Regions from separate parts of the Mus musculus genome. Here regions 1, 2, 3, 5 and 6 are each linked to region 4. The links are chromatin loops, found by intact Hi-C in ENCODE. Cell type or tissue: heart. All regions are shown on one strand. Region 1 has its middle 31 kb from the start of Pck1. Region 2 has its middle 16 kb from the start of Ankrd60. Region 3 overlaps Pck1 (phosphoenolpyruvate carboxykinase 1, cytosolic). Region 4 overlaps Gm40011. Region 5 has its middle 60 kb from the start of 1700021F07Rik. Region 6 has its middle 23 kb from the start of 1700021F07Rik.

Evidence for each region. Hi-C counts contacts between places; a loop is a spot of excess contacts. Peaks named below come from ENCODE experiments on the same cell type or tissue, not always from the same donor. Only the 100,000 strongest peaks of a DNase experiment are listed, where the experiment ranks them.
Region 1: it touches region 4 in a loop (6-fold over the local background); 37 of 42 quality-filtered maps call a loop at or near these places.
Region 2: it touches region 4 in a loop (8-fold over the local background); 32 of 42 quality-filtered maps call a loop at or near these places.
Region 3: it touches region 4 in a loop (3-fold over the local background); 4 of 42 quality-filtered maps call a loop at or near these places.
Region 5: a loop joins it to region 4, with 2.8 times the contacts of the local background. A loop is called at or near these places in 6 of 42 quality-filtered maps.
Region 6: it touches region 4 in a loop (8-fold over the local background); 17 of 42 quality-filtered maps call a loop at or near these places.

The regions. Positions count from the first base shown.
Region 1 is chr2:173,181,750-173,186,749 of GRCm38, forward strand. No RefSeq gene overlaps it. Among named protein-coding and RNA genes, the nearest start is that of Pck1, 31 kb to the left of the region's middle. In heart, a CTCF peak has its summit at 2,572 (motif pointing left); DNase peaks (open chromatin) are centred at 2,432 and 4,782; H3K27me3 peaks cover 1,963 bases.
Region 2 is chr2:173,560,153-173,565,152 of GRCm38, forward strand. No RefSeq gene overlaps it. Among named protein-coding and RNA genes, the nearest start is that of Ankrd60, 16 kb to the right of the region's middle. In heart, CTCF peaks have their summits at 1,886 (motif pointing left) and 3,367; no DNase peak of the experiment used is centred here; H3K27ac peaks cover 196 bases; H3K27me3 peaks cover 667 bases.
Region 3 is chr2:173,157,088-173,162,087 of GRCm38, forward strand. Pck1 (phosphoenolpyruvate carboxykinase 1, cytosolic) reads left to right here. Exons shown (of 10, transcript NM_011044.3): 7 at 1-49; 8 at 142-273; 9 at 906-1,001; 10 at 1,105-2,187. The coding sequence ends at 1,559. Among named protein-coding and RNA genes, the nearest start is that of Pck1, 6.5 kb to the left of the region's middle. In heart, a CTCF peak has its summit at 2,408 (motif pointing right); a DNase peak (open chromatin) is centred at 2,366; H3K27ac peaks cover 811 bases.
Region 4 is chr2:173,105,505-173,110,504 of GRCm38, forward strand. All of the region lies in intron 4 of Gm40011, which reads left to right. Ctcfl (CCCTC-binding factor (zinc finger protein)-like) reads right to left here. Exons shown (of 11, transcript NM_001355185.1): 6 at 2,679-2,799; 7 at 2,205-2,354; 8 at 528-688. Among named protein-coding and RNA genes, the nearest start is that of Ctcfl, 12 kb to the right of the region's middle. In heart, a CTCF peak has its summit at 2,064 (motif pointing right); DNase peaks (open chromatin) are centred at 1,612, 2,077 and 4,137; H3K27ac peaks cover 523 bases; H3K27me3 peaks cover 277 bases.
Region 5 is chr2:173,460,360-173,465,359 of GRCm38, forward strand. No RefSeq gene overlaps it. Among named protein-coding and RNA genes, the nearest start is that of 1700021F07Rik, 60 kb to the right of the region's middle. In heart, no CTCF peak of the experiment used is centred here; no DNase peak of the experiment used is centred here.
Region 6 is chr2:173,543,430-173,548,429 of GRCm38, forward strand. No RefSeq gene overlaps it. Among named protein-coding and RNA genes, the nearest start is that of 1700021F07Rik, 23 kb to the left of the region's middle. In heart, a CTCF peak has its summit at 3,105 (motif pointing left); a DNase peak (open chromatin) is centred at 3,082; H3K27me3 peaks cover 2,961 bases.

The sequences.
Region 1 (5,000 bases), 76 kb after region 4:
GAGCTTGAATATCAGCAGGGAGGATGGGAGTCAGGGGATGACACCCCATCCCACCCCATCTCTCCCTAGTCCCCACTCCACCCACCCCATCCCATCTCATCCCACCATATCCTACCCTACCCCATCCTACCTCATGTCCTTTCATTTCAGGTAAAAAACCTGGAGGGGTGGGAGGAATCTCAGTCCCCCGTGACCTCTGGTTTTAGCTACCAGGGCTGCCCTGAGCCAGAATGGGCCAGAAAAATTAACGATTATCCCAGTGGTTCTGAGAAGGCCACTGGCCACAACGCCAGCACTCCGAGGGAACTCGGGTCATTGTAGACACCAGCTCTGGCTCAAAGTCTGGGGTCCCAGTGAGGTGCTTGCCACTGAGAAAGTGAGTTTAGAGACTGAGTTGGCAGGGTGCTGTGTTCTTAATAGACACAACAATGGCCATGGGTCCTGGCTGGAATGTCCTCCCCAGGGATCGCAGTGGGTGCAGGGGATGCGAAGGAAGTGGGGAGACCCATCCCTGCTGGGACAAGAGTAAAACTGGACTTGCTTCCCCAAGAAGACAAAGACCCCGAGCTAAGGGAATGGACTTCGCTCTGGAGACTCACAGAGACAAAGGGACTGGCTAGGAGCAAAGTCTCACCTGGTCCTTCTACTGAGGCCCGAAACCAGGTGGATGGGAACCCCAATAGAGACGAAAGAACCAAGAGGGGGAGTTCAAAGGGGCTCCTGGCAAGCAGAAAGCACAGCAGAGCATGGCCAGCGAAGCCACTACTGCATGCTTCCCCGCTCCAAGGTGGGCAGACCCAGCAGACCCAGCTCAGCAATCTCTGCACACTAACTTCCTGCCCAGCAGATGATACCGTTCCACAACTCTCTGTTTGTCAGCACCAACATGAAGCCAGGCACACACAGAGAGAGGACGTTTGCTTAGGACGTTTACATGGCCCTAGCGGAGGACTTGGGTTTCCCAGGCAGCTCTGGTGCACGGTGGACCAGGGGCCCTTCGCTTACTCTTAAGTAACGGCCTCCCTATGAAGGTCAAGGCCAGAACAGCCCCTTCTTTGTCCCTCAACTCACCCCAGGCTCAGGTAGGTCAGATGGCGCCTGCAATTAGGAACTCTGGTGGTGTTGGGGGAGCCCAGGCCCCCTGCTGGGCAGGGCTATAGCGTGGGCTGGGACAGATGCTGATGTCCTGGAATCTGAGGACTGTGGTTCCTGCCTAGCCCAGAAGAATGCTGACAAAGGTGGAAAGCTACAGCTTCGGAATGGACCTGTGGGTGACCGTGTGGCAGGTCCCCATGCTGACCATGTGGCCGGTACCCATGGGCAGGTCCATGCTGACTCAGGGAAGAGCTAGGACATCTTAATGGACGAAGGACAATGGAGGCCTGGCCTCATGGTGGGAGGTTGAGGGCAGGAAGGAAGAGTACCCAGAGGAGAGGTCACTGCCCGAGTTGAGCCAAGATGTCACCTAGGACTTTCTGAAGGAAGGGCATGGATCCTGGAGAACAGGAGGAACATGTGGAAGAGAGAGAGGCCTGGGGTCAAGGTGTCCAGGTTTCCGGATCCACTGGATAGCAGGGTCACCGGTGAACTTCATTCTTTTAGTAACTCCCGAGCGACCACCGGCGGGGTGGCTGCTCTTGGCATTGGAACGCGCTAAACCAATAGATGGATGCTTACAGGACGGATGCATGGGAAGAGGGTTATTCAGGACCCACCAGCCAGCATAGCACATGGAGCCTGAGAGATGGGCCAGAGGAAACTGAGGAAAAAGAGCAGGCGACATTTCTGCAAAGAGCCTTGTGCAGGAGAGCTTGGGAGAGGCTGAGGGGCCTGGGTGTGGCTGGGGCTGAAGGTGGAAAGAAGCCAGGAGGAGGGCACAGGCCACTGGGGTCTGGTCAGCCAGAAACAGAGAGGGTATCATGAGAGAGTGAGGTCTCCGGCTGGTGAGATGGCTTAGCAGGTAAAGGTACCTCTTTGTCAGGCCTGACAACCAGAGGGCAGAGTGGTCACCCCTTTAATTCCAGCACTCAGGAGGCAGAGGAAGCTAGGATCTCTGAGTTCGAGGGCAGCTTGGTCTACAGAGTGAGTTCCAGGACAGCCAGGGCTACACAGAGAAAGCCTGTCTTGGGGGGTTGGGAGAGATGGACAACCTGAATAAACTAACTCCAAGTTGTTCTCTGGTCTCCAGATACTGTGGCATGTACACACACACACACACACACACACACACACACAGTGGGGTGGGTCTGGGCTGTAGAGTTGACCTAGAGTTTGAGGAAAGGAAGCACAGCAGGGTGCCAGCCCCATGGTGGTCTTGTGGCACAGACAGACCCCTGCTGGTAACCTCTGCAGGGGCAGGGACATGAGACAAAGCTCACTTCAAGGCTCACATCAGGCAGATCTCACAGCAGAGCAACTGCCCTTGCTCCACAGAGGGCTCTCAGAGGGACGTTGGGAACCCTCCTGGCCTGGCTCCTGGGCTAGTCCGGCCCTTTGCCCACCTGTTAGCCAAGTCCGAATTTTGAATCATCTGTTTAAAAATAGATCAAGGGTGCCACCTGGTGGCCGAAATCTCAGCCATGGACGCTCCGGACCAGACCTCTGTCCAGGTGTGTCAGTGTCCCAGGAGGGCGCAAAAGACATTCACGCACACTTCCCAGTTAGCACAGGTGATCCTCAGATGACACTGAAAGCCAAGGGACCCTAAGAAACCCAGGGGCTGGAGTTTCATGCCCAGTACCAGCCTTTCTTCCCACACTCTCCGATTTCCTTCCAGACTTTTCTCCACACACCCAGATACTTTCTAATGTAAAAAGTGATTCGCAGCCCACAGAGTCAGGAAACTGCTGGGCTCCCACGCACTTCAAGATGGGGTTTCTCCCTCTCTGTCAGCCGAGATTTCTCCTGGTGGGCTGAGAGTGCTTTCGAGATGCCACCAGACAGGGCGTGACCAGGAGCCAGGTGAGCTTCCCGACATCTTCTCCCCTTGTTCTCCCTCCACTGAGGAAGACTGGATGACCACAGACCTCACCAAGAGGACAGGGAGTGGGACAGGGGACAGATATCACACTACCGGGCTGCTTCTGTCCACAAAGGTGGCAACTCAGGACAGTCACTGTCCTTAGCTTGCCCCAGGGGCTCCCTAACTCGTGGTCCTGCCTGCTGGAGGTAGGCACGTAGTAGCCAGGACAGAGCAGATCCACCCATGGGGCACCTCAGCCCCAGGGTGGCGTCTGCTGTGCTTCCAATGGGCTGTGCTTCTCAGTGGAGGCTCCCTGGCCACCTGTCCTGTTCTCCCACTCAGAGGACTTCAGAGCACAGAGACCACATCCCCGTTGTTGTCTGGGAGACTGGAGCAACTTCACAGTCACCTGTCTGCTCTTGTCACTTGTGGACGAGGCGATATGGGACAGGAAGTGATTGTCTCATTGGATGGACCTACCCATCCAATGAGACTAACTGTAAAGGAGCTGCTGATACGGGGACCACGGCATCTCAACTGCTTACAGCCACTTCCGAGGACCCCCGGGGTTCATTTATGCTTTCCATTTTCCAGATGGGGAAACTGAGGCCTGGGGAGGGGAACAACAAATTGAGTTGCACGTTTGCTGAGTGTCCAAGGACCTTGTCAGTCACTTCCCACTTGGGAAAGCTCTGGTTGAGGGGCGGGGCTCTCTCTGGCCATGTGACTCATGGCTGGACGTGGCTAGGTCTGGTGTGTGACATGTGGTGTGTGACATGTTGTACTGGAGTAGTTCAGGGTGTCACAGCTCAGAGCACAAACTGACTGGAGGACATCAAGCACTCACCAGGGCCTCCTGAGTCCTGCTGGAGGGACCGTCCCACTCACACCAGGTGTGAGACGGTAAAGAGGGACGGCAGAGGAGGAAGGAGGCTCCCTGCTAGTCCTAGGTAAAGTTTAGTGATATGAGTGGTGACAGCAGATCATTCGAAGGATGAATATGGCCAGTCACCTGGCTAGACATTTTCTCACCTGGTCCTAAAAACAACCCCCAGAGGGAGGAAGGTGATGGCCCCATTTAACAGATTTGAAGACTGAGGCACAGAGACTAGGAGATAGGAAGGCCTAACCTCTGAAGCTGAGGTGTCCCGATATCTGTCCTCCGTGTACCTGGAATATTACTCATGCATATTTTCGGATAGCTTGAAGGATTGTGGGCTGGATGTGTGCCCTGGGACCCCACAGGCAAATCACCACTCTCGGTTGGGGTCCAAACTTCATCTTTGTCCCTCCCCCGCATCCCGGAGGTATTTCCACAGTACAAGGGGCTTTCTCCTACCCACAGGGGTCATGAATCCTTGCTCTTTGCAGGCTGTGTTACCTCTGGCCAGTAGTTCAACATCCCTGTGCTCTTGAGATAGACAGCTCTTCACACATAGGCACGGAGGGTGCACTGGTGCCTGTAGGAGTCGGATGGTGTCAGCAACTGCGGGATAAGCTGTGGGCTCCAGGAGGGAGCAAGCAGGTCTTGGGTGGGTGGGAGCTCTTCACAGACAAAGCACGTTGCGGGGTTGTCCCTGATAAGGGTGCAGGTCCTTGAACGTTGAGCGTTGGCGTCGGTTGGAGAGAGCCTGTGTAAGGAGGAACCTAGCTTGAAGTGTGTTTACAGTTTAGGGGTTGTGATGTAAAACTCCAGAAACTTAGCCACGCGGGCACAGCCCCGGGAGTCCTCCGCCCGGCCCACCCGAGACCCTCAAGTTCCCTGGCCAAGCTGACTGTGTGGTGCTCTGGCCAGACAGTACGTGACCAGCAGAGGGCGCTCGGCCCAAGGCTGTGAATCTGCAAGAGCCAGGACACCAGCGAGGTGGCCACTTCCCTGCCCAGCGCCTGAAGCCATCAAGAGTGGCCAGAGGAGTGGCACTGGAAACCGATTGTGTAGCAGGATAATTAGGGTCCCTCGGTGCCCTTGGTGTGTTCAGGTGCGGGAGAGCAGCTGAGACATCTCAGCTTTGGGGCTGGGGCTGGGGGAAGGATATAG
Region 2 (5,000 bases), 450 kb after region 4:
TGTGGGTAACTAATATTCCCCTGTATGAACACCTCAAATTGGGTGGCTAGATTTTCTGATCATGTAGGCAAAGGTGCTACAAACATGACCGTATGTGCCTTTCTGTGTGGAATTATAGCTCAAGTTCTCTCTGGTATGTACCATGGAGTGGGCTTGAAGGGTCTCACAGTATTTCTGTGTCCGACATCCGAAGATGTCCCAAGCTCTTTTCCAAAGAATCTCATGGCTCATTCCAGCAGAGCCTGGCCAGACTCCCCCACCTGCCTGCCAATACCTGCTGCCATCTGTCCTTTGACCTGAACCCTCCTTGATACCACACTTTGGTGCCTTGCATCGGCTCGTCTCTCCTCTGGCTCACATATATCCTCCCCAAGCCTACGGAGGATGGGAGTGAATCATGGTGACTTCCCATCTGGGTCAGGGTTCAGATCCATGTGCCCATGTAAGTGGTATGTGGGACACTCCTGTAAACCCTGCTCTGGAGCGATAGAGACAGGAGGAGCCCTTGCTGGCCAGCCAGTGTAGCTGAATCAGCAAGCTTAGGCTTCCTTCGCTTAGAGATTCTCTTAACAATGTTGTGTTACATTATGCGTATAGGGGGCAGGTGCGGGTGCACACAGATGGAGCTGGTCAGAGGACAAGTTGAGGAAGTCAATTTTCCCTATGCGTCGCGTGCGTCCCAGGGATCAAACTCAGGTCATCATGCTTGGCAGCAAGCTCCTTTATCTGCTGAGCCACCTCAGCAGCCCAAAGGCGAGAAAAAGATAACTCATGTCCAGCATGGCCACCACACACACCTGCACGTGCACACTCAAGCATGAGCACACACAGAGAAGGCTATATGAAGGGTGGAGCAGGGGTCTGGCGAGGGCCAGGATGATCTAAAGAAGCCATCTGGCTGGCTTTGTCCCTGGAAGAGATGGCTGTGAGGTAAGGAAGGTGGTGACGGAGCCCCAGTGGGCCCCAGCGCAGGAACACTGAGGTAAAACACGCCTCTCTCGTTGCTGGATGGCAAGCAGAGAATCAGATACCTCCTTGACCCCACCGCCACACAGGGCACTTGTCTAACCTGCTGGCAGCTGACGCTCTTGGCCTCCAGGTGGACCTTCTTTTCGGTTCTTTTCCAAGAAGGACTCTGCCTGCAGGTGGGAACACACTCTACGGGCCATCTCAGAACCCCAGCCAGAACTTCATGGTGCCGAGCTGGATGCTGTTCTGAAATCTTTGCATGTGGTTCTGCGCGTGCGTGTCTTAGATCACAGCCAGCCCTTCCGTGTACACGCATGGTTTGCACTCAGCTGAGGAGCAAGGCTTGGCCCTGGAGGTGCCTTCCCCTCTCTTGTTGCATTACAATGCCCGTTACAGTTGAAAGGTCTTAGGCACCCCTCTGTTTGGAGGTCAAAATGTGGATTTACAAGCCAGGCATGGTGGCGCACACCTTTCAACCCAGCAATTGGGAGGAAGAAGCAGGTAGATCTCTATGAGTTCAAAGCCAGCCTCGGCTACATATTGAATTCCAGGGCAGCCAGAGCAACATAATAGTGAGACCCTTACATTTTTTTTTCTCTTTTAAAGCTAGCTACCTCTTACCCTTAACCCTGAGACCATGATTCCTAAGCCCCTGGAAGGCCATTAAACTGGAAGACATGAGTCCAGAAGGAGTCAAGTACCCTGGGCTACATGAGACACTATCTTAAGAAAATACAAATTTACATGTTTTAAAAACTATTTTTCACCTACGCAAAGATGAAAACAGTAGGTAATAATGGGGTGGGGAAACCTGAGGCACAAGGTTCTAATGCAGGGAGAAAGGGGGATTTGGCTGGCCTCCAGTCTCTGGCTTGGAATCCATCTGTGGTCTCCAGGCGACACCTGGTGGTAGCTCCATCTCCAGCCTGCAGTCGCAGTTCCCAATAGCACTGCCTAGCAGAAGCTAGCTCTGAGCTGGTCTGGGAGGGGCTCCTTTCAGAATCCAGGAGTTGGGGGCTTTTAAAAGTTCTGGAAGCTTTGGGGTCTGGTCCCTGTCACTGCACCTGTCTTAGGCATCTCAGTGGAGTTGTCTGGGGAGTCTGGGCACATGTCTGCTCACCCTTCAGTCCACACTGCATGATGGTGCTCGGCCCCACAGGCATGTCTAAGGAAACCTGACTGACCTGCTGTGGCATAATGCTTATGCCCCCTACCTCAATGCTCTGAGTGCATTCACTGTATACGGCATTCAAAAATACCTTGGAAGGGCTCATTGTCAAAATTCCCCAGCTTTGAAGAGCTATGATGGGACAGGTCTTTTTCCTTTCTTCTTCTTTGTGTGTGTGTGTGCAAGAATGTGTGTGGGTGTGCGTGCATTGTATGAGTATATTGTGTGACTATTTTGTGTGTATGTGAGCATATGCATTTGTGTGTGCTCATGTGCATGTGTGGGTATGTGTCTGTGTGCATTGTGTGTATATTTGTGCTTGTGTGCACTCCTATGCATGTATAAGTGTACATGCATGTGTGCACATATGTGTGTGTGCATGTGTATTCATATGTGCAAGTGTGTCCTTCTGTGTGCAAACATGTGTAAGGTGTATATGTATGCATGTGTACACACAGACACACACACACACATCTGTGGAGGGCAAATGTCCACAGCAGTGCCTCTCCTCAGGCTCCATCCTCCTTGTTACTTGAAGCAGGAGCTCTCACTAGCCTACTACAAGTAGGCTGGAATGGCTGGCCCACAGACCCCCAGGGGTCCAGTCTCCAATAGGCTGGAATGGCTGGCCAACAGACCCCGAGGGATTCAGTCTCCACCAATCTGGCTTTTTGCTTGGTTTCTGGGAATCAAACTTGATCCCCAATACAGTGTGGATGGACCCAGGGCCTCAGCCTCTTTAACATCATTCTTTATGCCTAAATCTACATGGACAAACATACACAGGGTGTCTCTTGACAGTTATAACTTGGGGATCAAGTAAATATTTCCAACCCTTAGGGCCACATCCCGGGCAGTCCCTTGGCTTGTACTTACAGTATACAAGACAAGATCAAGTCTTTTTTTAAAAACAAACAAGCAAACAAAAAACCCACCAGGGTCTCATGTAGCCCAAGATGACCTAGAGCTCACCGTGTAACTGAGGATGTCCTTGAACTTCGAATTCCAGCTGACATCCACACCCAGTTTTTGGAAGGCTGGGAATTGAACCTAGGGCCTCACAGGTATTACACAGTCAACTAAGCTACATCCCAAGACCCTCAAATGATTTTTTAAATAAAAACACGTGTGTGCGTGTGTCCCTGAACGTGTATGTGCATGCATGTATGCCTTTGTGTGTGTTTACGTACTGTCTGCATACATCTACGGAATATGCATGCAGTGACCACAGAGTCCAGAAGAGGGGGTCTGGAGCTGAAGTTACAGGTAGGTTTGAGCTGGAAAATGAATCCTGGCCTTCTATAAGGACTGCTAACACCCTTAATCACATCCCTCCAACCCTGTATGGTCTTTCAAAAGCTGCAAACTATGCCCCCCAACATACCCCGTGCTGGGCACAAGGGATACTCAAGGCCTTATCATCCAGGCCTGCGGTTTCAACATATATAAACATCTTATGCTCTGGGACTTCCACAAAGCTGGGGAGCTGGGTCTAGACTGGGATTTGGACAGGAAATGGTGAGTTATAACCTTGCAAGGATATGGAATTCTCTAAACATCCCTGTGACATTTCCCAGGCACACACACACATGCACTCTGGAGCCCCAGATGTTATTGGTATTTTTTAATTTTTTCCGTTTTAAATTTAGAACATATAGCAACCAAACAAGTCAAGGATGATGCTGTGGGAACACAGGACGTGATTTCCTGGGGCAGATGGGACACTGGGCTTTCTTGTTCCGTGGCCAGATGTGTACTCCTAGAGTGATGGAGGACAGACCCCTTTCCGGATGTCGTGAGGGCTATACACGTGTCCCCCTGGCCAATGTACATGTCCCCTGTGCCCGCTCTGCAGAAAGTTCCAGGACTCAGGCAGAAATGCCACCCTCGAGCCCCCCAAATTGAGCTCCACTCTTGAATTTTCAAGTGACGCATATAGCAGCATCCCTGACATTTCCGCAGAACACAAACCCCGGTGTTTTGCCAAATGTTAATGGGTTTCTGTGCCCTCCACTGGCTGCCTCTGTATTCAATGCGCAGTGCAGGGGCAGGGCCTGAAGACTGGAATTTTCCTCTGCCTGAGAGCCTGTTGTTCCTCTGCAGCGGCTCTGGCCTGGGGGCGCTCTATGAGTTGCTGAGAAAGCCTTCCACCACTTAATGTCCAGACCAGCAAGTTTACGGGAAATTATTAATCTCCCACTTTGGGAATTATTAGTTCTGGATGGAGACTCTTATTGTATAAGGTTTGCTGAGAATTTATGAGCCTCTCTGGAATCCGGGAGGGGATCGATTCTCAGAGAGTAAACATTTTAAGCAAATTAAGTGTTGGTGGTATAATAATACGAATAATGCCTGCCATTTTTCAAGTGTCTGCTTCGAGCCAGGCATTCCATCTCTCTGGTGGCAACAGGGGCAGGTTTTACTACCCCGAACGCGCCACATGAGGCAGCTGAGACCCCAAGAGCTGCCCCTGGTTGGTCTAATGCCACATATCTAGGGGCAGAGGGAGTCTCTAAAGCATGTGTAGCCGACCACAGAACTGCCCTCCTTCCTGCTCACCAAGGAGTTGCTGTGGTAGGCAATTCCCCTGGGCTGTTTCTTCTGCCAACAGGACTGGCTGTGCAGAAGGGCAAAACCTGCTGATGAGATGGGTAGAGGGGAGCCGAGGGTCTCAGGAGATGGCCATTGGTTCTGAGGTTGCACAGCTGATGGGGAGGACGGCTTGGGGCGGGGTGGGGGTGAGGGTCGGTTCCATCAGTAACGCTTGCTGTGCAAGCATGAGGACCTGAGTCTGAGCCCCAGAACCCACATAAAGAAACCCAGCGGGGCACCTGGAGACGCGGCTCAGTGGTTAAGTGCACTG
Region 3 (5,000 bases), 52 kb after region 4:
GGAGTCACCATCACCTCCTGGAAGAACAAGGAGTGGAGACCGCAGGACGGTGAGTCCCTCGAGAGGCTGTGTGCTCTGGCTTCTGGGTGCCACCTATCTGGGCCATGCTAAGGGGTATCTCTCTCGTTCTCTCTCTTGCAGCGGAACCATGTGCCCATCCCAACTCGAGATTCTGCACCCCTGCCAGCCAGTGCCCCATTATTGACCCTGCCTGGGAATCTCCAGAAGGAGTACCCATTGAGGGTATCATCTTTGGTGGCCGTAGACCTGAAGGTGAGGCATCTTCTATTCAGGCTGGGAACCTGGGGTGTGGCGATGCAAAGAAATCCAGGAAATATTTTTCCAAGCTGGTTCCAAAGATCTCCCTCCTATATCCAGACTAACTGGGCAGTTTTAAACATAGGGCCAGCCTTCTGATCACCAATGGCTTCTCTGGGTCTGTGATCTGAGGTAGCTCAGGTTGTTCTGCTCCACTGAGTGATCTCTCTGCTGTGACTGCCCTTAGCGGTTTCCTGTTCATTGTCTCTCTAGGTGAAAGGTTAACTCAACAGAAAACTCGGCTTGTCAGACCTAGAGTGGCTCACAGCTGTAATCCTAGCACTTGGGTGGCTGGGGCAGGGGGATTGCTTTGAGTTCAGGGTTGGCCTGGTCTACAGAGTAAGCTCCAGGCTATCTTGGGCTACCGAGTGAAACTTTCTCATCAAAACAAAACAAGAAAGGAAGGAAGGAAGGAAGGAAGGAAGGAAGGAAGGAAGGGAAGAAGGAAGGAGGAAGGAAGGAAGGAAGGAAGGAAGGAAGGAAGGAAGGAAGGAAGGAAGGAGGGAAGGAAAGATACAGCATGGTTGAACAGTGACATAGAACTAAGATGTCCTAAGTCTTTAATGATCTTTGTCTCCCTGCTCAAGGTGTCCCCCTTGTCTATGAAGCCCTCAGCTGGCAGCATGGGGTGTTTGTAGGAGCAGCCATGAGATCTGAGGCCACAGCTGCTGCAGAACACAAGGGTGAGTCACAGTCTACAACCCAAACCCTCTTCTTGGTGTCTGTCAGGGAGGGAGAAATCTGGCCTGATTGGGTCAGAGGTAAATGGTGGTCTCTCTGTGGCAGGCAAGATCATCATGCACGACCCCTTTGCCATGCGACCCTTCTTCGGCTACAACTTCGGCAAATACCTGGCCCACTGGCTGAGCATGGCCCACCGCCCAGCAGCCAAGTTGCCCAAGATCTTCCATGTCAACTGGTTCCGGAAGGACAAAGATGGCAAGTTCCTCTGGCCAGGCTTTGGCGAGAACTCCCGGGTGCTGGAGTGGATGTTCGGGCGGATTGAAGGGGAAGACAGCGCCAAGCTCACGCCCATCGGCTACATCCCTAAGGAAAACGCCTTGAACCTGAAAGGCCTGGGGGGCGTCAACGTGGAGGAGCTGTTTGGGATCTCTAAGGAGTTCTGGGAGAAGGAGGTGGAGGAGATCGACAGGTATCTGGAGGACCAGGTCAACACCGACCTCCCTTACGAAATTGAGAGGGAGCTCCGAGCCCTGAAACAGAGAATCAGCCAGATGTAAATCCCAATGGGGGCGTCTCGAGAGTCACCCCTTCCCACTCACAGCATGCGCTGAGATCTAGGAGAAAGCCAGCCTGCTCCAGCTTTGAGATAGCGGCACAATGCTGAGTAGATCAGAAAAGCACCTTTTAATAGTCAGTTGAGTAGCACAGAGAACAGGCTAGGGGCAAATAAGATTGGGAGGGGAAATCACCGCATAGTCTCTGAAGTTTGCATTTGACACCAATGGGGGTTTTGGTTCCACTTCAAGGTCACTCAGGAATCCAGTTCTTCACGTTAGCTGTAGCAGTTAGCTAAAATGCACAGAAAACATACTTGAGCTGTATATATGTGTGTGAACGTGTCTCTGTGTGAGCATGTGTGTGTGTGTGTGTGTGTGTGTGTGTGTGTGTGTGTGTGTACATGCCTGTCTGTCCCATTGTCCACAGTATATTTAAAACCTTTGGGGAAAAATCTTGGGCAAATTTGTAGCTGTAACTAGAGAGTCATGTTGCTTTGTTGCTAGTATGTATGTTTAAATTATTTTTATACACCGCCCTTCCTTACCTTTCTTTACATAATTGAAATTGGTATCCGGACCACTTCTTGGGAAAAAAATTACAAAATAAACTTTTATAGAAAAAGTAGATTTCATTGCCTCTTTTTGGTTTTTATTAGAAAGGGAGAACACACTGATTAAACACCCTGGGGCTCTAATCTTGCTCCCCCGGGAGCCTGGGGGATTCACAGCTGAAAGGAGGGGACTTGTCAGGGGCCAGATGTATGAGGGACGGGATGTGTGAGGGACCGGAAGGAGGGGAGAAAGCAGAGCACCGGCTTCCCATGTTATAAAACATTGTTACCACTAGTTGGCGCTCTTTGGCAGCGTTTCGGGACAGGTCTGTGCGTTTGCACAGCTGGATCTAGAGGGTTTAAGGTGAATTTTAAAGAGAGTTTGAGCCTCAGGGCTCAGCCATCTCCAAAAGTGCAGTGTGAACAAGCACAGGCCTTTAAGCCCTTTTATGAGCAACACTTTTCTCCGTTTCCACGGGCCTAGAGAGTGTGGAAAAGACAGAAGGAAGAGCGTTAATTGTCTTTTCGTGTGTGCTCAACAGAGCGGCTGCGCCACAGGCTGCCTGGGAAGGGAGATTGCAGGGGTAGGCCCAAGGTCAACCTCCAGCCCTTCCTGAATCTCTTCTGCTCCCTGCGTTTATTGGTTGTTCCAGAAGAGTCTAAACAAACCATAAACTTTATATAGTGTATTATAGGGTGCGTCGGCTCCCCCTGAGTGTGTTGTTCTTTGGAAGAGCTGGCTCAGATCCCGCCACCCTCCTCCAGCACGCCCCAGCTGCTGGCTCATTCCCACAGTTATTTAGACACCTCCGGCCACTCCCTTCGAGAGTCACCTCCACGGGTCCACAATGCTCCAGGGCCCTCCCCAGACCCACAGTGCAACAGGGCTCCAGGAGCATCCACCCGGGTTGGGACTCAGGAGCCTTCCCTTCCCCTTTAAGTGAAGCAGGATCGGATCCTTGAACCAGAGCCTTGGACTACTCATGGGCTTCTCAGGGGAGCTAAGCAGCTCGGGCCTGGCTGGCTCCCTTGCTCTGTGTCCCTGCCAGGAATACTGGACCCCAGGAAGAGGAGCTTATTCTGTGCAGATGTTGCACTAATGGCTCCAGGTGGGCTCACCTGTGGGGAAGAGCTGATCTCCGGTTCCACCGTCCTCCCTCTTTCCTAGCTGACAGGCTCTGACACGTGACAGCAGGGTCTTCCTGTACCTCACCTATGTTCCCCAGGCAGTACTAGCTCGGTAAGGTATGGGGATGAACGGGATGGCCCAGCTCAGCACAGGCCTTGGGGTGTGTGACACAGAGTACAGCTGCATGTCAACAAATCGAGACTGCCTCTTTCCTCAGTGTGCCCTTCGGTGATCGACTGCATGGAACTCCGAGCCTCAACTTCCTTGGCTGTAAAATGGGTAGATTTGCATTCTCTTGAGGATGTCTGAAGGAGTGTGACACAGAAAGGGAGTCTAAGAGGACAGTAATTTCTTCTGCTTTACTTTAGACCTTCGGTGTGGCTGAGTGGAACCATATCGCGGTGGGGCCCTGTCCTTCCCCTCCCTGACTCAGATGAGCAACTGTGGCTCTGGGTGGCACTTGGTGTTCATTGTGGCCCCCATCCCCATCCTCCCTTCTCAGAGATGTCAGGGTGAGGGGTGCGAGAAGGAAGGAAGGCAATCGGGACCATGAACAGCATTTCTTTCTATGCCCGAAGGTCACAGTTACCCCCTTTCCCAAGCCAGGAACAAAAGGGTTTGAGCCCGAGTGCAGCAAATCTGCCTTTCTGGGGTGGGCACTGAGCTAGGGTTGTTGTTTGTAGCTCTTATGTAGCTCTAACATGCAGGAGGCCCTGGGCTCAATCCACAGTACCACAAAAAGAGAAGGGAAAGAGAGAGAGGAGGGAGGGCGGGAGGGAGGGAGGGAGGGAGGAAGGAAGGAAGGAAGGAAGGAAGGAAGGAAGGAAGGGAGGGAGGGAGGAAGGAAGGAAGGAAGGAAGGGAAAAAAAAAGTAAAAATTGCTTTCCAAGAAAAAGAATTCACATCTATCCCAAGAAGAGTATTCAGACCCTGAAGGCCAAGTTGCTGACTACCACGGCCAAGGCCTAGGAACCATCAGGAAAAGCCCCACCATAAGAAGTAGTGAAAGAAAATGTATTTCTTCCACGCTAGGCTACTGGGTCATGTTAGAACAGAAGAAGTGATCTACCTAGGCAGCGCCTGCCCCAGATTTCCCCTCCCATCTGCGAGTCCTGGTCTCTGGCCTCATGTCTCAGGGTTACCAGTTCTGCTAGCAGATGATGTGTGTACACTTCCTGTCATCCTCACCCCAACCTGCTATTCCACAGAAGCCCCCAGCTGCAAGCTGGTATTTATATCAAGTCTAGAGACCCCTACCCCCACCTCTGATGAAACACTGAGTCTGAGCCTGTCCGTAGGTGTAAAGTTCCTGACGTGGGGACAAACTGTGCCTTGAGGTGGAGCACCTGTTGGCTGAGGTATTTCAGAACCGTGCCCTTCTCTCCCACCCTGAACTTTTGCCTGAAGTTTTCCTGGCTAGCTCTCACAGGAAGCTCAGCAGAGTGAAAGGGGTCTCCAGGAGAGGCTCAGGATGCAGGCCAAGCACACTTCAGGAGCCCTGTATCCATGACAGGAGGGCATCTGGGCAGGATCAGTGTGGGGTTAATTATCTCAGAACCATGTCCTCGAGTCACGTTCTCTTAGCCATCTGGGTCTCCTCAGCATGGGCACAAAAGCTTAGAGGTGTCTGAAATGCATGGAGTGGGGACTTGGGGGCTGCCACAGAGGAGCAGCAAATGTCATTAGTCCACACTCCTCCCTGAGAGTTCTTCCCCTGCACCCCAGGTCCCGTGGTCCAGCAAGGCTGTGAGCCCCTTGGTA
Region 4 (5,000 bases):
CCTTCCATTCTTTTTTGTTGTTGTTGTTTGTTTTGTTTTTTGTTTTTCAAGACAGGGTTTCTCTGTATAGCCCTGGCTGTCCTGGAACTCACTTTGTAGACCAGGCTGGCCTAGAACTCAGAAATCTGCCTGCCTCTGCCTCCCAACTGCTGGGATTAAAGGCGTGTGCCACCACTGCCGGGCCCTTCCTTCCATTCTTTTAAAAATTCATTTACTTATATTTTACTTTAATACGTATGAGCGTTTTGCTTGCTTGCACATACATGCACCACGTGTGTACCACGCGTGTACCACGTGTGTGGTGCCCAAGGAAGTCAGATCCCCTGGAACTAGAGTTACTGCGCATTATGGGGAGTTATAAACCACCATGTGGGTTTGCAGGATCAACAACTGCTCTTAAGAGCGGAAGCATCTCTGCAGCCCTGGCCTCTTCCTTAAGGACGACTGCTTCCCGGATCTCCCACCCACTCACACACCTGCCTCACACAGCTCGCCTGCGTGCATGAGCAGTCACGGCGACACAGTACCTGCTTGCACGCGTAATCGCACTGCTTGCACTTGAACTTCTTCTCGTTCTTGTGGGTCCTCTGGTGCTGAATGAGGGCATAGCGCTCATGGAAGCCAGCGGGACAGTATCGGCACTTCATCTCCTCCGGGCTCTGGCTGTGCAGGTTACGCAGATGGACACCTGTGGCATGAATGTCCCCGTGAGCACCACTGCCAGGAAGGAGCTAAGCAGAGGGCTCAGTCTAAGATCTGTTCAAAGCTACAGAAGGTCAGCCATGAGTGTTGAGAACAGTAGCACCTTGTAGGGGGTTCGAAGCAGGGCTGGGGGGGGGTCTTCTGTAACAACCATGACTGTTGTCCTGCTAGGAGTCTAACCCCCCTCGTCCCATGACCTGAGCAATGTTAAGTTCCCTATAGGAAGCTCTTTATGCGGCTAACCCTCAGGCCTGGTGCGCACGTGGCACTGTATGATGCTGATCAAAGGACATCGGTATCCCGGAGGAGCAGCCTGTACCCCATATTAGACTCAGAGATGGCAGACCACCTTATTCTTAGGAGAGCCAGGATCTCCACAGCACCCCTGCAAGGGCTGCAGAGGTTGCCTCTGGCCTGTGACAGACTGGCTGTTCTTGGCTACTGGCTAGCTATCCTTTGGTCCTAGCAGACCGCAGTGGGCAGCGCTTCGTGGTACTTCAGGAACCACAGAAGCATGACAGAATATTTCAGCTGCTAGGTGAGATTGGGCAAATACCTTTACCCCCGCAGGAATATTTTTTAAAATCTCTGGAGTTTTCCAAGGCAACTGGTTGGACTTTTATTTTTGCAGACACTTTTACTGTCTCTCTTGTAACATAATTTTGGAGAGAGAGAGGGGGGAGGGAGGAAGAGAGGGAAGGAGGGAAGAGGGAGGGGGAAGGGAGGGAGGAGGAAGTAAGGGAGGGAGGAGGGAGGAGTAGGGAGGTCACAGAGATCTAAGGGCTCCCTCTGCCAACTCTCTGCCCTTGATAGCTCCTTGCCCTAAATAAATTCAGCCCTCTGTAACTCCCTGCCCTCCACACTCCCTGTCCACACCATCTCCCTCCTTCTATGCCAGAGGCTGCCCTCCCCCCTCTGCAGGCTCCCAAGTCCAAGCACAGAGTCGCTCCTGCAGGTCTCTTCCAGAAAGTTCTGTGTCACAAGGGCCCCCCACAGGAGAAGGCAGACTTTGTATCTTGCTGAAGGCTGCCTCTTACTGAAGCAAGTTTCTCAGGGAGAACCCTGTCTCAGTTTCTCCTCTCTACCCTCAGCTCCCAGCAGGGTGTGCAAAGGGCAGGCTGAGGAAGGGACAGGGACAGGGACAGAGTTGAACTTCGGACGCAGTTGCACAGTTGCCTTGTGACACTCAGATCATCAGGACCGCTGTCCCTAGCAGAAAAAGTCTCCATGTCTCCCAAGCCTCAGTGTCCTTACCTGTAAGAGCAAGTTCAACGTGAGATAAAACAACACCCGCGGATTAGATCAAACCTTCTGTGGACCTGCAGGACTAGGCTGGCCAGCTTCTGAACCGCACTTACTAAGATTAGCCACCAGAGGGTGCTACAGGACCTCTGTAAAAACATCTCTAGAAAAGTTTCCCAGGCCAGGTAATGGCTTCAGGAGTCTGAAGGCTGGCTCTGCAGATTTTCAAACTGAGGGGACAGGTGAGAGGGGACACTCACGCAGGTCGCTCTTCCTCGCGATGATGGTGGCACAGTGGGGACACTCGTATTTGGGCACATTCTCTCCGTGCTTCTGTGCTATATGGATTTTCATGGTCCCGCTCTGGGTGAACCGGACGTGACAGGTGGGACATTCATACGGCTTCTCACCTGTCACACAAACAGCAAGCAATTGACTCTCTGGAGTACGGCTTCCCCGGCTTCCCCGTGAGCCCCGGCCAGTCCCAGGGATGCTGTGTTGGGGCTTCTTTCCCAAGCAATGCGTTTTTGTAGGCTAAAGCTTTAGCCTCAAAGGCAGGAACAGGAAGGCAAGCCAACCAGACAGCAGCATCGCAGGGCCCCAGCTACGGAATTCCCTGACACAGGCGGCCCCTCACCAGCCCTGAGTGGGAGCCTGAGGGTGTACGTGGAGAGGAGACCGTTCGTGCACGGTCTTCAAATGATAAAGCAACTGAGCGGGTGCATGGCCCTCACCTGAGTGTGTCCTCATGTGGCGCTTCAGCTTGTAGGAGTCCCTGCTGGCGTAAGCACACTGGCAACACTGGAAGGGACGCTCACCCGTGTGTGAGCGGATGTGACGCTTCATCTTGCTTGCCTAGGACATGTGGAAGAGGGTCATCGTGATGGGTGGTCAGGGCTCCAGCTAACCAGCTCCATATGAGAGACGAGACGTTTGCATGGCGGCTCATGCCTGCAACCACGGCACTCAGGAAGCTGAGGCAGGAGGATTGCTATAGTCTAGGCTCCATCTGAGGTTATACCAGGAGACCTTGTCTCAGACACCGTTCCCCTCTCCACCGCCCCCCAAAATTCCCAGAAAAAAAAACCTATATACGATAGCACAGGCCTGCAATTTCAAACTTTGGGGGAGTTAAGGCAGGAGAATTGCTGCAAGTCTGAGAATACCCTGGGCCATACAGTGATCCCAAGGCTAGCCTGGACTGCAGAGACCATATCTCAAAACAGGAAAAGGAAAAACTTAAGTTAACCAGACCTTAGTATCAGGGTGTCCCATAAAACAGAACTGCCCAATCTGCTGGTGATAAACTTTGTCACTAGCTGTGTGCACAAGGTCCTTTGGGGTTAATGAGCAATGGTTGAAAGACTTTCATGCTAAATATCACTTCTACAAACGGAAGCAGAGCTCTCTGCTCAGTCAGTGCTCTGTGTGTTTCTATCTTTATTTCCAAGGCCTGGTCCGCTCACAGCAGTAAAGTTTAAACCACTTGTAAACACGCAATCCGGAAAAGCCTTCTGAAGTGGAAACCTGAACCATTAGCTAATGGAGAGTCACCTGTGAAGCAACCCCCAGAGTTCAGAGTCCTCACCAGTCCTCTGCTAACTGGGTTCAAGACAGACGAACCCCTTGCCATGAAGTGTGGTTCTGTGGGCTACTGGCTTCCTTTAATATATATATATGATTTATTTAATTTATATGAGCACACTGTAGCTGTCTTCAGACATGCCAGAAGAGGGCATCAGATCCCTTTACAGATGGTTGTGAGCCACCATGTGGTTGCTGGAAATTGAACTCAGGACCTCTGGAAAGTCAGCCAGTGCTTTTAACCACTAAGCCGTCTCTTCTGAGACAGGGACTCACTTTGTAGCTGAGGCTGGCCTCAGACGCGCAGTGAGCAATCCTGCTGCCTTAATCCCCTGAATGGTGGTCCTGCTCTTCTCACTGGGGAGATGGAGGCAACGGGAGCTGTGAATCTGAGGTCAGCCTGGTCTGCATAGTGAACTCCAGGCCAGCCAAGGTTACAATGTGAGTGCTGGACTAGCCAGGGCTACATCGTGAGATGCTGCCTCAAACACAAGAGTGACAAAGAGGGAAGCGGCAGAGAGTGAGCTCTCTTAGGCTCTGGAGGCCATTAAGTAGAAATCATGGGGGACCTCTCATCCACCCCTGACAGCAGGCTTCTCTGATGCCACACCCTCACCGCAAACCCTTCCTGGTGTCTCCTGGGGAACAGGGCCATCAGCTACATTGGGCCAGAGGCTTGGGAAGCAACGCCAACCCCGCTTACGCTCAAGAAGACGGCGTGGAGCTGCTTCTCTGGAGTGCAGGAGGACACCCAGGCCAGAAGAAGGTCCCCAGTGAAACAGAAGCTTCCAGATGAACAACTCAGTTTGGATTTTTTATTTTAAAGGAGAAATAGAGAAGCCAGGCTGTTGTGGTGCCCATCTTTAATCCCAGCACTCGGGCAGGTGAATCTCTGTGAGTTCGAGGCCAGCCTGATCTACAAAGTGACTTCTAGGACAGCCAGGGCCACACAGAGAAACCCTGTCTCACAACAACAGCAGCAACAACAACAAAACAAAAACAAAACCCCAAAGCAAAACCAAAACCAAGAAAACAAACAAACAAAAACCCCCAAAACAACCAACTAAACAACCAAAACCCAAAAGAACAAGTAGGAGGAGAAATAGTAATAATATGAGGATTGCAGGAAGGAAAGAAAAAGAATTTTTAACACGTTGTACAGGAGGGTTCGGGGTTCAGTGAGGCACAAAGTAGGAGGTCAGAGTGGCAACACAGGGCATCCCTGCTGGCTTCTTGAGGTTAGCAAATGCCCTACCACTGAGCTACACCTCCAGCCCTCTTTCTCCTTTTTATTTTGAGACCATGGGTTTAAGCTCACGATGGAGTCCAGGCAGGCCTCTAACCTGCCCCCAACTGGGGCTCAAGAGAGTGCAGAAGCACAAGAAACTGTTGTGTCTAATCCACTTTCTTGCTCCTGAGTCAAGGGTAAGGCGGGAAGGGTGCAGCTCGTCACCCTATTTTGATGTTAGCCA
Region 5 (5,000 bases), 350 kb after region 4:
GCAATAAGGCAAGATAAAGAAATAAAAGGAACACGAATAGAAAGAAAACAAAACAAAACAAAAAGTAAAATCGCCTGGACCCACAGACGTCACAACCTTGTACCTAACAGGCCTCAAGGACTCCATCAGAAACCATTCAGCTCTCATGCATTCTTTCAACAAAGTAGCAGGGTACAAAATCAAGATACAAAAAGCCAGTAACTTCTCTGTATACCAACTGACCAAGAATGAAACAAGATTTTAAAAATATCACTCACAGAAGTCTAATAGAAATAAAACACCTAATGAAATTCCTCTGCAACAAAAACTTTCCGTCACTGAAGAAACAAATGGAGGAACATCCTACAGAGTGGAAAGATGTCACCTGTTCACGCAACCCTCACAGAAATGCCAGTGCTGTTCTTGACAGAAACAGAAAACAAAAATCCTAAAATTCACATGGAAGCACGAGACATCCAAACAGCGAAAAGGATCCTAAATAGAAAGGGCAAGGCCGTGGGTACCTCAGTGCCTGATTTCAAATTATACTACAAAGCCATAGTAACAAAAATTACAGCCCAACAAAGCATAGGCTAGGTAAGTAGACTAGAAGACCCAGGAAGGAAGCCATTCAGATACAGTCTCCTGGTTTTCAGTGGAGCTGTCAAAATATGCACTGGAGAGAAAGCAGCCTGTTCAAAATGCTGGGAACCTGGTGTGTCTGCAAAGGGGAGACCTGGAACCCTAAAACATGAGGAAAACACCTCACAATGCAGGGAAGGCAAGGGCTGTCCTTAAAAGACCCCAACAGCAAACATTAGCTAACAAAGTTTAGTTTAATTGCATCAAATTAAAAGATTTTGCACAGCAAAGGAAATAATTACCAGAGTGAAGAGCCATCTTAGTGGGTAGCACAAAGTCTTTGCCAGCCTTACATCTGATAGATAATTAGCATCCAGAATATTACCAGAGTGAAAGGCCATCTTAGTGGGTAGCACAAAGTCTTTGCCAGCTACACATCTGACAGATAATTAGCATCCAGAATATACAAGAAACTCAAAGCATTAAACAACCCCCCAAAATAACTTGGATCATCTAATAAACAAATGAGCCAATTAATTGAACATAATATTTCTCAAAGAAGGAGGAGGAGGAAGAGAAGGAGAAGGAAGAGCAAGCTGAGGAGGAGAGGCAGTGCAGAGCCAGTTGTGGTGGCACACACTTTTAATCCCAGATCTCAGTAGGCAGAGTTTAGTGGATCATTGTGTGAGTTCAAGGCCAGCTTGATCTATACATCAAGTTCTAGGACAGCCAGAGCTATGTAGAGAAACTCTGTCTCAAAAACAAAGAAGTGTACATTGTCAATGAGCATATGACAAGTATATCTAAGCCATCAAGGAAAGAGGAATTAGAACTATACTGAAATTCCATCCCATTCTAGTGAGAAAGGCTACCATCAAGAAAACTAACAGGAAATGCCCATGAGGATGTAGGCAGTAAAGAGCCAGCACGGATTAGCTTTAACTAATAACTCAACAAACGCTAGATTCCCGTAGGACAGAGTCTCAAATGAGTAGCTGTAGATCAGGCTGAACTGTGGATGTGTCTGTGGGGATTCTCTTGATTGTTAATGTGGGAATACCCAGCCTACTATGGGCGGCACTATTCTCTATGCAGGATACCCTGAACTGTATGAGTGGAGAAAACTTGGTAAGGCACAGCAAGCAAGCAAGAAAGGATCTGTCCATTTGTTTCTCTCTGCTCTGAACTGTGGATGTGAGGGAACTAGCTTGAGTTCCTGCCTTGACTTTACCTCAGCAATGAACAGAAACCTGGAATGGTGAGTCAATAAACCTTTCTCCCTGAAGCTGTTTTTGGTACCGGTATTTATCAGAAGACAACAACGAAAACAAAAAAGTAAAACAAGCAAACACTAGAACAAAGTCCTTCCACACTGTTGATGGGAATCTAAGCTAGTGCAGCTAATGTGAAACCAGCTTACAACTTTATCAAAAACTAAATAAGCCAATTGATGGTGGCTCGCCTTTAATCCCAGGATTCAAGAGGCAGAGACAGGTGGATCTCTGTGAGTCTGAGGCCAGCTCGGTCTACAGAGTGAGTTCCAGGACAGTCAGGGCCATACAAAGAACTCCTGTCTCAAAAAAACAAAACAAACAAACAAAAGCTAAACACCATATAATCCAGCTGTACTATTTGATCATATACCTAAAGGTCTCCCAGTCAACAGTCCACGGAGATGCCCACACAGCCATCTTTCCTGTGGTTCTTGTCATTTTAATCAAGGTACAGAGAGAAGTGGCCTGGATGCCCACCAACAAGAGAGTGGATAAAAGAGATGTAACATGTCCTTGAGGATTGTAATTCAGCTATCATGAAAAATGAAACTATGCAGAATAAAACTGAAGGTTGTTGAGTTGCATGAAATGAGATGATAGTCTCAGAAACACCAAGACAGCAAGTGTGAAATCTAGACTGAAAATACAGTAGAACAGAGGGTCAGCCATTGGGGGGAGGAAGGGGAGCAACAGGAAGTAGCAGGGAGAAGCGGGAAGTAGCAAGGAGCACCAGGAAGTAGTGGGGAGCACCAGGAAGTAGTGAGGAGCAGCAGGAAGTAGTGAGTAGCAAGACAAGGTGATCCGAGGTCAATGTGAACGAACAAAGCAGGTGATGTGCATGTGTGAGAATTGTGGAACCTGTTTCTGCTATCACTATGCCAGTTTCCAAAGCTGGTTTGGCACAGACAGTAAATAGCTAGGCACATCAGACATGGTAGAGTTCAGTCTTCAAAGCTGTGAGGGAAAAGCAGCTGAGATTTCAGATGTGGGGAACGAGGTGGCTGAGACTGTTCCGGCATTAACCAAAAGAAAGCCAGGCTCTAAGGCCTCCGTGGCCTGGACCTGCCACAGACTCCACATTCATCACCAAGACCGTTGGGGTGAGTTAGGAATGAAGCCCTCCCAGGACATATCAGAGAGTCTTCTGCTACCCCAAACATAGGGACCCCAAGGACAATCCAGGATGCTTTAGGTAGGCAAACCGGACAGGTATGGATTGTAGGTGATAGCCGGCAGCGCTCCCTTCTCCGGGAGGGGCAGTACGCGGGTCTCTAGAAGGCTTCTAAATGCGCAAAAATGGGATGGTGGATGGGAGATGGGGGGTGGGGTTGGGGATGGGAGATCGGGGAAGATGGCTGTGTCAGTAAAGTGGACAGTAATCATAAGCACCTGACTTCAATTCCCAGAAGGCACCTAGACAAGCCAAGTATTGAGTGATTGGGGTAGCTTGAATAGGTTTGACCGCCCATAGACTCACTCAAGGTTGAATGTTTGGCTCATAGGGAGTGGCACTACTAGGAGGTGTGGTCTTGTTAGAGGAAGTGTACTGTGAAGGTAGGGTTTTGAAGTTTTAAATGTTCAAGCTCCACCCAGTGTAGGGCACAGTCTTCTCCTGGCTGCAGAACTCTCAGCTCCTTCTCCAGCACCATGCCTGCCTGGATGCCACCATGTTCCTGCCATGATAATACTGGACTGAACCTCTGAGCCTGTAAGCCAGCCCCAAGCAAATGTTGTCCTTTATAAAAGTTGCATTGGTCATGGTGTCTGTTCATAGTAGTAAAACCCTAACTAAGACATTCGGGTTTCATTGCTATGAACAGACACCATAACCAAGGCAACTCTTATGAGGATAACATTTAATTGGGGTTGGCGTACAGGTTCAGAGGTTCAGTCCATTATCATCAAGGTGGGAACATGGCAGCATCTAGACGGCATGGTGCAGGGGGAGCTGAGGGTTCTACATGTTTATCTGAAGTCTGCTAGCAGAATACTGGCTTCCAGGCAGCTAGGAAGAGGGTCTTAAAGCCCACACTCACAGTGACACACCTACTCCAACACAGCCATACCTACTCCAACAGGGCCAAGCCTTCTAATAGTGCCAAACCTTCTAATATGACATCCAAGATGGAACATGCACCACCTGTTTAAAGGGGAAAAGACAAGGGTGACTTACTTAGTAATGTTACCTCAGTGTCCACTGGCCAGCACAGCCCTCTGGACACAACAGCCTAGTTCCCAAGCTTTGCCCAATGGACAGCGTTGTGTGCATGTCTGACATTTGTTTAACTGCCCATTATAGACAGGCATCTAGACTGATTCCCTACCTAGGTTCTTGTGAATCATGTCACAACCATGGCAGACATGTAGAGATCTCTGTGGCCCATTGGCTATTTTTATTGTCTCCTGTGTAAATAACCAGAAATGGCATAAGTGCCTTGGGTAGTCATTTATACTGATTTCCTTGCTGACAACACCTGCTTTGGCCACTTGGACTCGGGTGGCTCTGTTCCCATTCCCTCCTACTCTGAGAAAACACAAGGAAAGAACCCCTTTATCCAAAGCCAGCTTATACAGCATGGAGGGCTGCTCCCCTGACCACATGGCAGGTGCTCCCCATAAGACATGGGGGGGGGTGCTTCCCCATATCACAGAGGGGTATACCGTCCCAGGTCACATAGAGGGGTGCTTCTGAGCATGGTGCAGAGGAACATGGTCCTAAGAAGAACAGTGCTCCCAAGAAGTGCAGTGCTCCCAAGAAGTGCTCATCCAGTTATGAGTAGGACCCACCAGGAAGAAGACAGGACAGGCTCTCACCCAAGCAGGTGGCAGAGGACACCCCAGCCTGTTGCCAAGTGCTGGCTGTGGAGCGTTCTGTCTGAATCTCTGAATAACTTAATTGATGAATTTTCATCAAGCAGCATTCAGATGAAAGGGGTTTGTTGGAATGAATCAAATGTTCACCGGAGACGGTATGTACCCAGTGCCACTTGGAACAGAACCTGCCAGCCAGGCAGGAAATAGCAGGGGGCAGGTGTTGATCTGTGTTCCCATGGGACCTCACACAGACCTCCCTCAGAGCAGCTGTCACCCTGTGTGGCCTTCAGTGAGTGACAAGTTTGTTTTCACCAACATGTGACCTCAAGAAGCAGGGCCATGTCTCCCTGC
Region 6 (5,000 bases), 440 kb after region 4:
ACACACACACATACACACACTCACACAGGCCACTGGTTATCATCTCCACAAGTGAGTAGACATGCGAGCGTTTTCTGAGGACACACTTCCTCAGGGGGTGTCAGATCTCAGCTTGGATCCTGCTGCATCCACTTTCCACAGTCAGGGACAGCAGGGGCCTGACATTTTTCACAGAGGTAGCAACTCCATCTGATGTCTCTGAACTGCACCTCGACAAATAGCAGTCACTTCTGAATCTACTTCTCCGAAAGGTCACCAGCCAGACACCCACAGAAAAGCCAGCCGTCACTGTCACTGTCCCCGTTCCCCCTCTCCATGTCCTCCACATTGTGTCCCTCCTCCCTCAGTCTGCCTTGTAGAACTGCACAAAGGGAGAAAGGTACCAGAGAGGAAGCCCACCTGCCGGGCTTGTTACCTGCCTGGCTGCCAGCATTCCCTATTCTTCTGTTCACCAATAAGAGGCAGTCCCATCACGCACGCAGGGCCTGGCTCACATACACAGACTTGCTTCAAAGCTGTGAGGCCCATGTCTGCCCTGAACCTGAAGCCAAAACTCAACAACCACATGCTGTCCCCATGTCCTGCAGAGGGAGGCTCTTGAAGAAAGCACAGAAAACTCGGCCTCTCCCAAGTTCCCCCACGCACCCTCAGCCTGCAAGGGAGATCTCAGAACCACACTCACAAGCTCACCACCTTGGCCTGCTAAGCGCTGGCCTCTACTGTGATGGGGCTAGGGCCATCTCCACCTGCAAGGAAGGAGGAGGACTAGACCTCCAGTCTGCCAGGAAGGGAAAGGCCCTGGACACAGATGGGACAGTCAGCTCAAAGACCCCCAACGTATCTCCCTGTGCTACAAGAGGCGGGGCCCTGTCCATGAGTTCCAGTCCTTCAGCCGACTGACAGATCCTCAGTCCACAACTGAGAGCTCAGGTCATCCCACCCCCAGGAAGGACGCCTGTGTAAGGGAAGCCAGGCCTGTGCCCACCCATCCAATCACTCCTCCTAGTACTCTTGCCACTGTCCCAGAGCAAGATGAAAGCTAGCCACAAAGCTGCTGGCCTTGTGAAGACAAGACTCCAGCAGCCATGGACCCGAAGCTGCAAGAGAAGGGGCTGTGCTCTGGAAAAGAGCCTCTCGGGACCCCTGCTGAGGTCACTGTTGAGCTGAGAGTGTATGGGGGATCTCAGGGGATGGAGACAATGAGGAGCAGAGGGGAACTGGGGAGGTTGGAGGGTAGAGGACCCCTCAGGAAGAGAAGAGCTGGGGTAGTATGGTCACCAAGGTGCCCACAGCTCCCCATGGCTCCCACAGCACTCCAGTACCTCAAAGCCTGGGTCAGGCCCACCTACCCATGTGGAACATGGCAGGAGCCAACCACACTAACTGTAGGAGAGAGATGGTGGCTTGGCCTCTCTGAGCCCCAGTTTCCCCATCAGAGATGGCAGAGGAAAGAGAGACAAATCTAGCAGCCTGGCTCTCATCCCTCATGCCTTGAAGGACACTGTGCTCAAAGGTCCTGGTTTGTCAGTAATGACTGTCCTCAGCTAGAAACCGGTGAGAGTAACAAGGAACCGTAAGGGACAGAATCCTGAAGGGTGTCAAGAGTTGGCTCTGGATGAATTCTGAATCTAGAGTCTTTTGTGCTCTATGACCTTGGATGGTTTATCTCAGGGTCTCAATTTTTCTGAGAAAATGCAAATAACAATGAGTCTCTCTCTGTGTCTGTCTGTCTGTCTGTCTGTCTGTCTCTCTCTCTCTCTCTCTCCCTCTCTCTCTCTCTCTCTCTCTCCCTGTCTCTCTCTCTGACTGCAAGGATCTAGTAAAGTAAGCAGGACTCCCGGCTTGTGGTCAGTCCCTGCAACAAATGCTTTGGGCTCACCCAGTTCCTTCAGTATGGATGGGGCAGACCCCAGATGCCAAGCTCAGTCAACTGCAGGTCTTCACAGAACCTTCTTGTAGCCTCCTGCTGAGAATCACTGATTTGGGGTTCATTTATGTCTAAATGGGTTTCTGCCTGAACATCTTACCTTTTTGTGATTTTCCTTTCAAATTATCGAAGGATGTGCTCTTGGCTTTTGAAAACAGAAAATGAATAAAATGTCAACGGCACAAAATAAAGAATGAAAATCAAGTCCTTCCCCGGCATCGGGATGCCGAAGTGGGAGCCGCTCTTTCAGGACAAGATGCCCTGACTCCCCAAACACTCATCACCCACGCTATATCCAGTCTACTTTAAATGATCACCTGAGAGGAATTCAGTCTTGTTTATCACTCGCACCCCTGTCCCTGCTCCCCTATCGCTCACTCTGGGCTCCCAGCCCAGCAGCCCTGCGTCCAGCAGCCCTGCGTCCCCACTGGCTTGCAGTTAGACAGGACCCTGGAGAGGTGAACCCCCAAAACCTTTCCACAGCTCCTGGCCCATAGTTGGCACCCCACAAACACTGTGACAGCTGGGTGCCTTCCCTGCATGTCCCGTGGGAGGCAAAGATGTCACTCAGTGGGGAAATGTGTTATCGAGGAAGACCCAGGAGTCTGAGGCTGGCCAAGACCACAGCACTGTGCTCCATCATGACCCCAGAAGGGGCAGGGGGCATCCAGGGGTGATGTCACCCGCCACCTGCCACCCGCTTGCTATGTGGCGGGAACGCTGTGTCAAGGCTTGGCCAAAATATGGTACTCATGCTCTCGGCCTTCCGGGGCAGCTCATCCCTACTGACAGACAAGGTGGAGCAGAGAAGCAGGGCACACCTTGCAGGGTGTGGCAGAGACCAGCCCACCCCAACCTGCATTCACAAGGAAGAGTCTGTCCAGGCCAGAATGACTGTGGTGAGACGGGTGTGACATTCACATTCAATCTTGCACAGTATTCATTGTTTGTTTTCAATTCAAATGCAATAAAACCACGCAGTTCACCATGGCCATAACTTGGAGTCCCCCACCCCCTCAGCGCCTCACCCCACCCCACCACCACCCCAGAGCAGGGGTTTCCAGCAGCCTTCTGCCTCCCTCTCTTGTCTGGGCACCTTTGTAGAAACGAAATGCCCCTGGCCCAGGCGGGACTTGAGGTGCCATGCTGCCCCCTGCTGGACCCTTGCAACAATGCACGAGCCAGAGGCCCGCTGCGGAGAGCCTCAGCCTGTTTGCTCAGCAGGTGCTGAGCCCTCACTCACAGGAAGAGCACTGACCCTGGAATGCTTGCGCCACCCTTCTGGGAAAACTGTCACCTGGTTTGCCATCTACCTCCAAACATGGGATAAAAATGGGTAGAAAATTAAAGCAGATGCACTAAAAATCAGCACTCTACAAATAACTTCTTTTAAAACCTAAAGTCAATACAAACGTCTCATGTTGTATAAAATATTGAAGTCTTCAGTAAATAAGGGATCCTCTCACTGATTTTATTCTGTTGCCTCTAGCTCCAATATTGTTGAGCATAACACTGTAATTCATCTGTCTTTATTTAAAGCCCTGGTATTTTGTTTGCATAGATTTTTTGGCATTAATTTTGATTTTTTTAAAATTGCATTAAAATGTCATTTATCTTGATTACAGGTGTGGTTTGGGTTGTTGGTTATTAGTTTATTTTAGTTCAGCATGTCCTTATATTTTGAGCCCAAGGCATGATGTCTTCTTCTTTGTAATAGCTTTGGCTCTGCCCTGGCCCATCTCTCCCCTCCTCTCCCCATTACCCTGTGGACTCCCATAGGCTCAGGCATCTAAATTCCTCATGCTCCTGGCCAGGAGACAAAGCCCTCTTCCCCACCCTCAGCAGCCTCTAGAAAATGGAACAACCAGGGAATGGGCCGTTGCTAAGTTCCTTCCCAAGGGGACACATAAGCAATTCCTCCTTCCTAAGGCCCCAGTGATAAATGGAGACACCATTCCACTAAAATTCACTCTGGGGGGGGGGGGCTGATAAGTTTATTGGACTTTCTCAGAGCATAGAATGAAGAGTTACCTACAAAAGTGTGGAAGATCCCCCCAGTAAAAGGCTGCACTAGAAAATCTCCACCCAGCAGGGATGACAACTGTCCCATAACTACACACATGGAGTCGCTCTCCTATTCTACTTGGCCTGTACGTTCTGTGCCCTCCCCAATGCCTCATGCGGTTAGGACAAAGTTGGATACTGTAGGTGGTGTGGAGCAAGTGGCTGCAGACTCTGGTCTCCCTGTCCCGCTATGGGAGGATGGCGTAGTCATCCAACAGGCCCAGCTGAGGTGACCTTTGGCAAGCAAACTCTCCAAGATGGCCGTTGTTTGGGTCAGAGGAGTCTTGTACAACAGAGGATGTCCTCCGGAGCCTCTAGAAAAGAGCACAGGGTTGCCACGACCGATTCTGGTGGAGCTGCCAGGTGCCCTCCTCTAAAGCTATGAGGTCATATATCCTATCTAAGTCTCTGAGCCGATGACATAGTTACAACATCATAGAGACCCAATACAGTGACTTCCAAAGTCAGTAAGGTACGTGGAGGCCCCTGAGGTGGCTCCAAGCAACTGCCACATGCCTGGTTGCCACATGCCTGGAAGGGGTGGGTGCCCCACAGTTATGTGACAAGCATTACAAATTGAGGCTTAAGGCAGCAACACTTGACTCTCATGGCCTGGGGGCACAAGCCTGAAGCAGGTGTCTTAGTTAGGGTTTTACCCAGGTAACTCTTATAAAGGCAAACATCTCATTGCGGCTGGTTTGCAGGTTCAGAGGTTCAGTCTATTATCATCATGGCGGGAAGCATGGCACTGTGCAGGCAGACATCACGCTGGAGGAGCTGAGGCTTCTACATCCTGACCTGAAGGCAGCAGAAGAGGACTGTCTTCCTCAAGCAGCCAGGAGGAAGCCTTCTTCCACATTTGGCAGAGCTTGAGCACAGGAGACCTCAAAGCTCACCTACACAGTGATGCACTTCCTCCAACAAGGCTACCCCTACTCCAATAAGGCCACACCTCCTAATGATGCCAAGCACTGAAATACATGAATCTATGGGGACCAAACCTGCTCAA